Linked DNA regions of Homo sapiens: region 2 is linked to region 1. A link is a contact called in ENCODE Hi-C or POLR2A ChIA-PET data. All regions are on one chromosome and are shown on one strand. Each heading gives the region's core, a stretch centred on a gene start or an enhancer-like site at or near the end of the contact. The rest is flanking DNA. Distances are from core to core; before and after follow the strand shown.

Region 1 (5,377 bases), core at 2,430-4,929:
CAGAACGTATCCCTGTCATGAAACTATCCATGACTGTATTTGAAGACCAGTGAAGCAGACATAGAACTTAAGGGGGGGAAAAAAAAAGAACTTAAGGGAAAAGTGTCTCTCAATTATATCAGAAACCCAAAAAACTGTAATTCCATTCACAGAGAAAACCCCCAGAAATGTTGACTTTGAACAGTACAGCGTGAGTGGTGGCCTTTAGAGTTCTGCCGTGTGGAAGGCCTGGATTGAGGACAGGGAAAAAACAGATAAGCTTCATGATTGAAAGCCTTTCCGGAAAGCTACCCTTTTCTTTACCAAAGCATGAAGTTCAATCAGAAATGAGGTAAGTGGTTAGGGATCATAAAGGTTGAAAACTGTATTTTTGTCTTTACCTGAAAAGTTTTTCTACCAAAGGTAAACACTCCACTGTCAGAGTCTGGCGGTATCCCAGCTGATCCAGCCTTTTCCTAATATTAATATACTTTCTCTCTACAGCTGTAGTCATCTCGTCTTCTAAAACAAGTTTTATTCACTTCCAAAAATTAAAGTCCTGAGAGAAAAGAATGAAACATCATTATCTTATTATAGCTATGATTGTTGTTTCACAATAAGAAGAAAAAATTATTTTAATATGAAGCAATTATTTTTTGTTTTTCTTCAGGTAGGTAGCCTTCTGGAAAATTCAGATTTAAAGCCAATGCTTATGATATTCCTGTTACTGCATTAAAATAAATACTTCCTCATACAACTAAATGTAAAAGTTAAAATCCTAAAGCTTCTAGGAGAAAACAAAGATTTTTCCTAAGCCTGAAGTAGGCAGAGACTTCTCAGAGAGGCCTCTTTTAAAAGCACTAAACATAAAAGATAAATTTGATAAATTGGACTTCATCAAAATTTAAAATGTCTGCTCATCAAAATACTCAATTAAAATAGAGAAGGCAAACCAAAGAGTGGGAGAAAATATTCACAATATCTGACAAAGGATTTGTATAGGGAATATAAAAGGAATTCTTACAACTCAATAATAAGACAAACATCCCAATAAGAACATTAATTTGGGCTAAAACTGTAATTTAGTTGCGCTAAAGATTCGAACAGACACCTCGCATAGGTGTCTGAATGGGAATGATGATATGAAATGGTGCTCAACAGTAGTCAACATGGAAATACAAATTAAAACAACAAGGTACATTTTCTCCCAAACTAGAATGACTAAAATTACAAGGACCGACAATAGCAAATGTCGACAAAGATCTGGAGCAACTGGAATCTTCACACATTGCTGACAGGAATGTAAAATCACTTTGGAAAAAGTCTGGCAGTTTTTTTATAAAGTTAAACATACTTCTGGACTATAACCCTGTGATTTTATTCCCAGGTATTTATAGAAATAAAAAATATTCACAAAAATACTCTACAAGAATGTTCACAGCTTTACTCATAGTAGCCCCAAACTGGAAACAACCTAAACCCCCATCAACAGCAGAAGGGGTAAAGTATGATATATTTATACAGTGCAATACTAAGGGATAAAAGGAACTACTGATACACATCAACAGCATGGATGAATCTCAAAAACATTATTTGAGCAAAAGAAACCAGACAAATACTGTATGACTCCATTTACATGAAGTTGATGAACAAGTAAAATTAAAACTATGGGGCCAGAAATTAAAACAAGAGTTGTCTGGGGAGGTGAGGCGGGCTGCAGATTGCCCGTTAAGAGTTAAGACACAACTTTTTAGGGTAATGAAAATATTACATTGATTGGGGTAGTGGTTACACAAGTGTATACATTTAGAGAATTTACTTTTCAAATAGTACACTTAAACTCTATGCATTTCATCATGTAAATTTCACTTCAATTAAAAAAAAAGACACACATAAGTACCTCTGTTCAAGTTTTTATCTTTGTCTTTTTAAATATTTATGAATATATTCCTATCAATCTGCCCTAAAATGGAGTTATCCAAAGAGCATTTCTTTTTTTTTTTTATTTTAATTGTTACCTTTTTTAGAGACAGGGTCTTGCTATGTGGCCCAGGCTGGTCTCCAACTCCTGAGCTCAAGGTATTCTCCCACCTCTACCTCCCAAAGTGCTAGGTTTACAGGTGTGAGCCAATATGCTCAGCCCAAAGATCATTTCTTTAGAAACTCTGCTCTTTTCTAACCTTTGCTAACTAACTGTAGTCATGGTACTCGTATTTCTAAGCCAAATAAAAATTTTGTTTTACATCTGTTGTTCTTCACAATATATAAAAAATGCATTACATGCATGAGCATACATGTAAAAGTCGATCCTCACAGCTACCCTGTGAGGGAGAAAGACCAATGATATTATCCCTACTTAAACATGAGGAAAGGCTGCCTCAAGAAAGTAACTCTTCCAAAACCACGGGGCCACAAAGTAGGTGGGCAGTCATCAGAGACCAGGTCTCCTGAGTCTCTCCTTGGTCACTCCTTTCTGTATATCTTTCTCTTTGCTCTTGTTAACTTTTTTTGAATGGCTTCCTCATAGATTTCCTAGGTTCTTTCCACAAGAGACACCTAAGTGATGCAGGGTTTTTAGGGAAATTCCTGCAGACATCAGAAATACACCTGACAAATCCAGGTGTATTACTAGCAGGGTGTAAACTTACAGGCGGTGCACCACTCAAAACATTTCCCCTCTTTGCTACCAACTCCAGTTACCCAGAGATAATACCTCCTCACATCCTGCTTTGGAGGGGAGAGAATGAGAATGAATATGAATCAATAAATCATGGCCAGGGCCTCAATACACAGGACGGATTAAAATCCTCCCAGATAGAAACATGTTAGGCCGTCCCCACCCATGAACTGTTGTCTTTCCCCATAACCCCCATCCAAATATGGTGGCTATACTCTAAGTTTCTAGCAAAGCAACATAAAAGGTTAGGTTTGGGGGTCCCCCATACATATATGTGTAGAAGTATCCATCTACTTAACTCTGGGGGTTGGCGTCTCAAAACCAGTACATTTAATGCTGTATGTATGTGTGCACAGGGCTTAAGAAGATAAACAAGAAACCCCAAACGACAACAAAGAAACCCGTTAGCTGTGGTTATCTCAGAGTCCTTTCTTATTGAACTCAAAGTAGTAAAGGCTGGAAAGCAGTGGAGAGGCTTCAAAGGAGCTGGGCAAAGGTTAATTAAAGGCTGTCGTCCTACGCTTTGCGACATTTTTGTTACAAAGAGCATGGATGACTGCTACACTGAGAAGGCATTTTAATGTTTAAATCTATCCATTGGTCAACAGCAAGCCTGTCTGCACGGCCCACACAGACGCTCCTTGACGAGTCGGCCCAAGCTCTCCTCCACCCAATCTCCGGTTTGCAACTTTACCGTCGGGTGTTGACGGGAAGGGGGTGTGGGAGCGGGGTGGGTGGGAAGAGTCCCCGCGCCCCTCCCCGCCCGGTCTGACCCGGCCTGGCCTCACTTCCTCCCGCGGCCGCGCGGCCTCCCGGCAGTGCCCGAGCCCGGCCCGCGGGTACCGCCCAGAAGGCGAAGGCGCCACCACCGCCGCAGCTGGCCCTCTGGCTCCCACATCCGGACTCACCGGCAGCTCCAGCCGCCGTTGCCTCCGCCTCCAGCCGCATTGCCCTCAGGCCTCGAGTCCCCCACTAGCTCCTTCCGTCCAGGCACGGGCTCCGGCGCTAGAGCAGTTTGAAAATGGCGCGGAGGGACGATCGGGGCCGACACGGAGGAGGCGCCGCGGTTGCCCCGGTAACGGGAGCGGCGGACGATTAGCGGCTCGCGGCGGGGACGCGCTTGGCGACGATGGCGGAGCCCCAGTGCCCGGAAATGCAACGGCCCGGACAGCGCGAGGCCACGGCGCCCCCTGGAGGTCGGCGCCCGCGGCCAGCAAATGCCAAACCTCAGCTGGTGCCTGAGCTGGCATCCTCTTCCTCCTGTCGGCGGGAGGTGTGGATCACCTACTGCGTGCGGGGAACAAACGCCGCCCCAGTACCGGTCCCTGCAGCGGAGTAGCCTTCACCTGCAAGGTGAACGCCTGCTCACCACGTAATCCCCAAACGCAGATATCACGTTGTCTCTGCAACTTTCCCTGACAACCACCCAATGCAATTAATTATCCCACAATAGTATCTCCCGCAGGCTCTCTGTAGAACCATAGAATTCATCCATCAAAATACAATCATTTGTTGATCCGTCTCTCTCTGCCGCCCCCAAATGTGAATTCCTTGAGTCAGAGACTATTCTACTCAGCAAAACATTTGTGAGTGGAATTAAATTGAAATAAACCGTTATAGTCCACTCACAGATGGAAAACACATAGTAAAATCCTAGAATTCCATTTCTCCCCTGAAAATTTCCCAGACAGTCAGAGGGAGTTTCATTCTTTCCTGTTTACTTTTCTCCCAAATAGGCCTTCTGAGGCAGCAGAATAGGGAAGGAAGTCAGAAGACTGACCAGCTCATACCTATGGAATGCCTATCATACATACACTTAAAATTATGGCAAGCTCACGCAGGCGCACTAAGAGAGAAAAAACAAGAAAACAGATATGACAATTATAGGAAATCCCCTCCCTAGAGTTAAAGAAGTGTAGGAAGTGGGTATAAAAGAACAAAGGCTATATTAATCCAGGGCTGACACCACTTGAAGATAAGCCCGTTCCTCTCTCTGGTATATTCTTTGCTTAATAAATCTTGTGGGGTGGTTATTTGTGTGTCTCATCCAATTCTTTGTTCATAACACCAAGAACCTGGAACTCCCAACTTCCAATCTGGTAACATATTTTGGTGAGCCAGCCAGGAGGTAAGCCCAGAAGAACTGGGACTTTTTATTTTCTTTCTTTTTTGCTTCAGCTCTTTCACTTTGGTTTAAAGCTGCCTTCTGCTGGCACGGATTGGGCAGTTAAGAACGAAAAAGGCACTGGCCGCTTGAAGACTCCCATTGTTGCGGGAAAGCAGAGGACCAGAAAGACCAATGGGTGGAGCAGGAGGATTTTATTAAGGTGTGCACTGGCTCCGTGGATTTGCATCCAAAAAGCTGAGCCCTGAACAAAGACAGAGCTTGGCTTATATAGGCTAAATTAAAAAAGCAGAACCAAGGCAGTAAATCACACAGTGACAGGTTTTGTAATCTATAGCATAACTGCTGAAATTTGCATAACTTTTGGCTTTGCTTAGCTGGTGGCCTTGCAGCTGCGTCAAAAGAAAAACAGGAACCTACAAATCTTTCTAAACATAGGCAAAAATAATCATAATTAATGGTCTAAGGAAAGAGAAACAGTAAAGGAATTTGTTTTTCTTAACCATTGCTCAGGGGTGTTTGGAGCTCATTCCTGGCTTCTTAGACTAGGTCACCATGACCTTCCTATAGCCTTGCTTGTTACTATCCTTAGAGTG
Region 2 (5,680 bases), core at 1,847-4,346, 760 kb after region 1:
CAATAAACATTCAATTGTGCTCACTTACAGTTTTACGTAAGCTGTGGGTCAGTTTCATACTGCAACAGTTCATTCTCATCATTTGGTTGTCCTTTATCATTCTGATGTGAAAATCATGTTGAAGGGGAAATTATTCGTGCATTATAATGAGTATAACTTGCATCCTAGGGGCCTTGAAATGCAGTTTGCTAAACTAAATACAAAAGACTACAGTCTAAACATAGAATTCGCCATAGTCAAGCTCTTCCTGTGAAGGCTTAAAGAAAAAAAAACAACCTAGGGAATTGTCACACTTCCCATTGTTATTCACACGCTTGTTTGGGATCTGATAATGGCAGCTGCCAGAGCCCTGACATTTCAGCAGAGAGGGGAAGCAGGGCAAAAGTTAGAAGACTCTGGATCTGAGGAGAACTCTCAAATTCACTGTAAGCCTCAGGCTGTCTTGAAAATGTGATAATGGTTGTAGAATTTGGATAGATGATTTCTCTAGAAAAACAAATTTTATTAGATAACAGCATGCATGAACACTACAAAACACAGGATTAAAATACCACTGAATCCTACAAAGTACTTTAAATTCTCCTTCTTAACTGGTTTGCCATTCAAGTCAATAAATATTTACCAAAAAATGACCACGTTTCTGGTCCACTGGGGGCAGTTGGGGTACGAAGATGAACAAGTCCTGATCCCTGTCTTTAAGGAGCTAATAATGCAGAGGGAAAACAGAAGTGTATACAAATAACTGCTATAAAATGTGCCTAAATGAGGCTTTATGAAGAATTGCCATTTGAACTGAACCTTGAAGGATTATTTAGTGGCTGCAAGAAGCAGATATGAACTCTGGCTAATTGAAGAGAAAAAAAAATTAAAAAAACACCACCACCACCAGGGGGAATCTGTTGGGGATTGTGGAGATAGCTCCTGAATTGAAGTAAAAAGCTGTACCTTTAAGGAAACATGTTATAGATTGATGTACTAGGGATTGATGGCAATGTTTTTTTCAGAGTATGGTCTATAAGGATGAGTCAACTCCAGTGCTTTTGGGTTGGGTCACTTCTCTTAAGGTACAAATTTCAAGGGAAGAGGGACTGAGAGGTCTTACCTGGGTCATATACCCATCTCTTGGCCAATGCAATGCCAGGGGAGTCATTCCTTAAAGGAAGAGCATAAGCTCTAATTAAAAGCCCAATAGCTCTGACGTTGGGCAGCACAAACCATGGACAGGTGGAAGGAATATCTGAGCAGAGATGCAGAGGCAGAGAAATAAGAATGTTTGGGAACAGCAAAGCATCTGGTCCAGTTGTGCATAAGGTGAAGGAAAGGCGAAGTTGGGAGAGATGAGGAAGAAGAGGCAGGTTGCAAGTGGGTGATGGAAGACCTTAGCTGCTATGTTTGGAATTGAAGATAGAGTCATTGGCAGGGCTGGGGGGAGCAGATCTGGTAAGATCTATGCTTTGAGAACAGTTCTCTGGAAACAGACTTGGGTTATAAAAGGAATTATGGGGCAAGAAGGCAAAGGATGTTGCCTAGGTGAAAAGGGGTAATGAAGGCTTTTAATGATATTATACTTAACTCTGAAATGACCACAGTGAACACTTTATACATTTTACTTTTACCCAGTAGAGAAGACAAGGCATGCATTTTCCCCCCTTTTAACAGATACAATACCAGAGGCTCCAGATGCTTAAGTGTCATGCTCTAGATATCATGATGAGTAAGGAGGAGCCAGGGCTTGCCCTTGGCCGTCTTCCTAGGGGCTCTTTCTAACATGTGAGACCTTGCAGCTGGATCCAGCTGACTTTGCTTTGCTGCACCACAGGCTGTGACCCATTTCTTCACCACCAGGATGATATTCTTTTGAGGTTGCGCCCTTGAGCAAATAGCTCCAGTACATCTGAATCTTGGCTTGTGCCTGATGTGCTTATGTGGCCTGAATGCAGGTTTTCTTTTTCCCTCATGAGAGAGGATTTTCCAAAAGGAGTTTCAAAAATAATCTGTGGTGGATACTGAACATGTGCTCAGCAGCTAAGTGAAAGGACAATGATAGTGTAGCAGGAAATGGCAGTGGAGTGTTAGGAATGTTGAGCTTTGGAGTCAGGTTGCCTGAGCTAAAATCTCTGCTCTGCCTCTTACTAGCGGTGTGACCTTGGCCAAGATACTTGACTTTCTAAATCTGTTTGTCTGCAAAATGGCGATAATAATGAAGTCACCCCATAGAGTTGTGAGGATTCAATGTGATAATGCAAATAGAGACCTTGGAAGAGTACCTAGCTTATCATAAGTATTTAATAATGTTGCTGTTCTGGTTATTGTTGCTATTGTCTTACCTAAAACATGGCGGGACGTGTTTCGTATAGTTCTGTGACATTTGAGCTTCAGTGCCATCTAGTGGCCAGGACATTTCAGAGGGTGCTATTAGCCCAGGTGTTGCACCCACAGGTGATGCGAGGGCTCTTATTCTGTAGCTTAATGACTCGCTGCTAACTGATTTCAAAGGTGAGTGCTGGGTATGCAGGCCAGGACTAGGAATATTGTGTGATCTGACCTCATTACTGGTTAAGTTGCATGAAGAGAGTAACTTTGTTTTTACAGACAGAAAAGGAAATCATCATGGCCACGGGATCTCGGATGCCTTCTCTTCCTTGGCCTGGCCACACAAGGGAACTCTGTGTTTCCAAAAGGTGTAGCTCCCCCTTGGAGCACGACAGGATACAGGCCGACTTGCCAGTGTAGTGGTTAGGAATGTGATTATCTGGTCCCGTGGTTTGTGAGTCACCAGCTGAATGACTGTAGCAAGTTACTTAACTTCTGTGAAGAGTAAAAATCTGTACCTCACAGGATTTTAATGAGAATGCACATATATGCTTAGCACAGGGCCTGATGCATAGTAGGTGCTCAGTAAACATTAGTTGTACTGATTTTTCACTTTTGCAATAGATTTTTGTGTTAAAGAGGGGCCATTCATTCATTCATTTTTTTCTTCACACATTCATTCCATCATTCAATTGCTATCTGGAGAACATACTGTGTACCAGGAACTGAGTTAGATGAAGCCTTGCGTAAAACAAACACAGCTCCTCATGGTTGTGGTGAAGGGCATTACACAAGCGATGCCAGGGGAGCTGGGTGTCCCTGAGCAAGCTGTGGACTGAACAGAGGACTTTCTACAGAGTATGATTCGCATCATAAGTATTATAGATTTGTACAAATTTACATGCAAGTTTTAAAGCAGATGGGAGTTTCTTGTTCTTAAAAAATATCAGTATATTTCAATGATTTCCAGAAGATGAAAGTAAAGTGCCTTGAGGAAGGGGTGCCCTTTGCTAATTTGTCTAAAAGCACTGTGAGGTAGACATGGCGATTACATTAAAGTGTATTGGATTCATTCATTGTAGCTCTGGTGGCTCAAGTGACCACTTTTATGTATTGAGGGACTAAAGAGCGTGATGTTTATTTATGTTTAAAATAAATCTATCTATCTGTCTATCTAATTAATCTCATTAGCCCTTCCTCCAACTTTTCTCTACATTAGCCTTATGTTCCTATTTTACTTCTTTTCACAGGAATGCAGCAAGCTCACAAAGTCCTGCTTCCTTTAGAAAATCACCCTGCAATGTACATCACAAATGAGATAATTCTCCTAGACTAAGTCCTAAAGTAGTGATTTTTATAAAGGGCGTGGTAAAGGATTTTGGGGAGAGGAGAAAGTTGTGTATGCTTGGGAAATAATGTACTCAATACAATAATATATTAAGCAATGAAATATAAAGCAACATAATATTATATACATAAAATATTCTGTATTATACTGAATAATAAAAATATATATTTATTTTACAATAGTAAAGATCAACAAATTCTTCCTGCTGGTGCACCTACACAGAAGATAGACTGCTCAGAGATATGTAGAGACATTCCCACACAGAAAAACCTACTGAAATCTAGCTGAGACAGTGGAGTAGGATCTTTCCATGTATCAAAATGGAACAAAGGTTAAAGAAAAAAGGGGTCAAAAAACTCAAAGGCTGGAAAATATCTGCGTAAGGCTTCAAACATCTCTTGAATGGACATTGCTTGGGGATTCCCTGATAATAGCAATAATGGTGATGGTGATGGCCTTGCTTTCGTGCCAGGCCTCAAATCCTCCTCACCACATGGAGGAGGAGGTAGGTACAAATGTTTGGTAGTGAGGCTGCCACGACTCCTTCTTTAGCAAAGCTCAATGACTTTTCTGGAATCAGTTAAATTTTTTCTTTCTGGGCCCTGCATCCCTGCTTGGGTGCTGTTTCTTGAGCTTCCTGAATAGCAAGCTCCTTCCTTGATCCTCCTTGGCAGCCTGTTTCATGAATTAGTTTTCCTTCATTTAGCTGCGTTCTTCAGACCCCAGAGGACAGTTGAAAGGTTAATTTTATAACACTTAATACTAGTACGAATCCTCAGGGTCAGGATCTTTTTACCAAAATACCACTTCTTTTATATTTCCTTTCCAGCCTTCATTGTTCAGTAGTTCTGCAGAAGTGATTTCTGCTTGAACACTGCTGGTAGGGAAAAGCACAGAATATTTCCTACATAGTTGTTTTTTGCTTTAATAACATTTGGCTTAAGAATGTCTTTTTGCCTCTTAAAAGTAGGATATTTTTCATTTTGTTCTGTGGATTTGGTTTATGGCTACTGGTCAAATTTTGTCTAAAAGTTACTATTACTGAATGTATTTCCAGAGGATCCTAGGCTAAGGTGACATAAATTTTATAATCTTTTTAGTCAGTTAAGTTAGGGAAAAAATCTTGGTAGAATTGGAATAAAATTATTTAAGTGTTGGCCCTTAGCTTTCAGTCTCCAAAGCATGACAATTGACTAAAATCTCGCTCTCATTTACACCCTAAATAGGCAACTTCATTGTGTCAGATGCCATGATAGATCTATCTTGAATCTGTGACTCCTGTTTCTTGATTCTGTGATATATCATCTCTTTATTCTATGAAGGCTGGGGTTTTAAAGGACTTTACCTTAAATCTCCTTTTTTTGTAGTGTGTGTGTGTGAATGGTCCTTCTTCTGATGGCTTGCACAGGAAGCCTAAGGCGTAATCAGACTATAAAACCCCTGACCAGAAAGGAGATGGTAAGTTCAGCTACACACTAAGAAGATAACAGGCAGCTATTTACTAGCCAGAAAGATAAGGGAATGAGTTTGATTCCTCATTAAAAGCTTCATGGTTTAAGTCTTAAAAAAAAAAAAAAGCCTTGGGTCTTTGCTTATTAAGTTACATAAACAAGGTGAAGTGTCATGGAGGGTTGTTGGGGGAGGAATGGAAACTCTTGGTGTGACCTATAATTAGAAAATTTCCAAACAGAGAATAAAAACAGAGACTGTATGCCACTTCCTGACCCCACTCACCCATACAGGCTAAGCCATTGGTGGGAGACAGATAAGAAAACACCAAGGAAGGAAACTTGAGCCAGGCTGCTTGTTCGCTCTGATGACGACTCAGCCTGGGATGGGAGGATTGAATATTCCCTTACAGTTGAAACGATCCTGAAGGCATCTTAAGAAGGAATAGCATTACTTCCATAAACCACAATCAACCAATAACATGAGGGTATTCCATGCTGTCCCTCTATAAGGACCTTCCATACTGTGTTGCTAATGAAATAGCTGGAGATAGTTAATTAATTACAATAG

What was found. A loop is a pair of places that touch in the nucleus more often than their neighbours do. ChIA-PET counts read pairs that join two places held with the same protein, here RNA polymerase II (POLR2A). Pooled maps may share reads with other maps.
Region 2: a map of HCT116 shows a loop between it and region 1 (4-fold over the local background). The contact joins the enhancer-like site here to the promoter of CEP135 in region 1. A Hi-C loop is called at or near these places in 1 of 168 maps with a recorded cell type or tissue (HCT116) and 6 of 50 pooled maps. POLR2A ChIA-PET finds 5 or more read pairs at or near these places in 1 of 52 experiments (activated T-cell).

What each region holds. Positions count from the first base shown.
Region 1 is chr4:55,947,247-55,952,623 of GRCh38, reverse strand. It overlaps CEP135 (centrosomal protein 135), which reads right to left and starts at 3,679. Exons shown (of 26, transcript NM_025009.5): 1 at 3,565-3,679; 2 at 381-538. The coding sequence starts at 493. It overlaps EXOC1-AS1 (EXOC1 antisense RNA 1), which reads left to right and starts at 4,612. Exons shown (of 5, transcript XR_941069.4): 1 at 4,612-4,784. LOC124900705 (a long non-coding RNA gene) reads left to right here. Exons shown (of 3, transcript XR_007058124.1): 3 at 153-233. RefSeq lists silencers at 3,274-3,733, 3,784-3,923 and enhancers at 3,138-4,102, 4,721-4,870.
Region 2 is chr4:55,181,512-55,187,191 of GRCh38, reverse strand. No RefSeq gene overlaps it. Among named protein-coding and RNA genes, the nearest start is that of KDR, 59 kb to the right of the region's middle. Within about 2 kb of position 3,096, at least 8 of the 41 ENCODE cell types and tissues checked have a DNase peak (open chromatin) inside an H3K27ac peak, as active enhancers do; they include HCT116, where a contact is called at or near this core.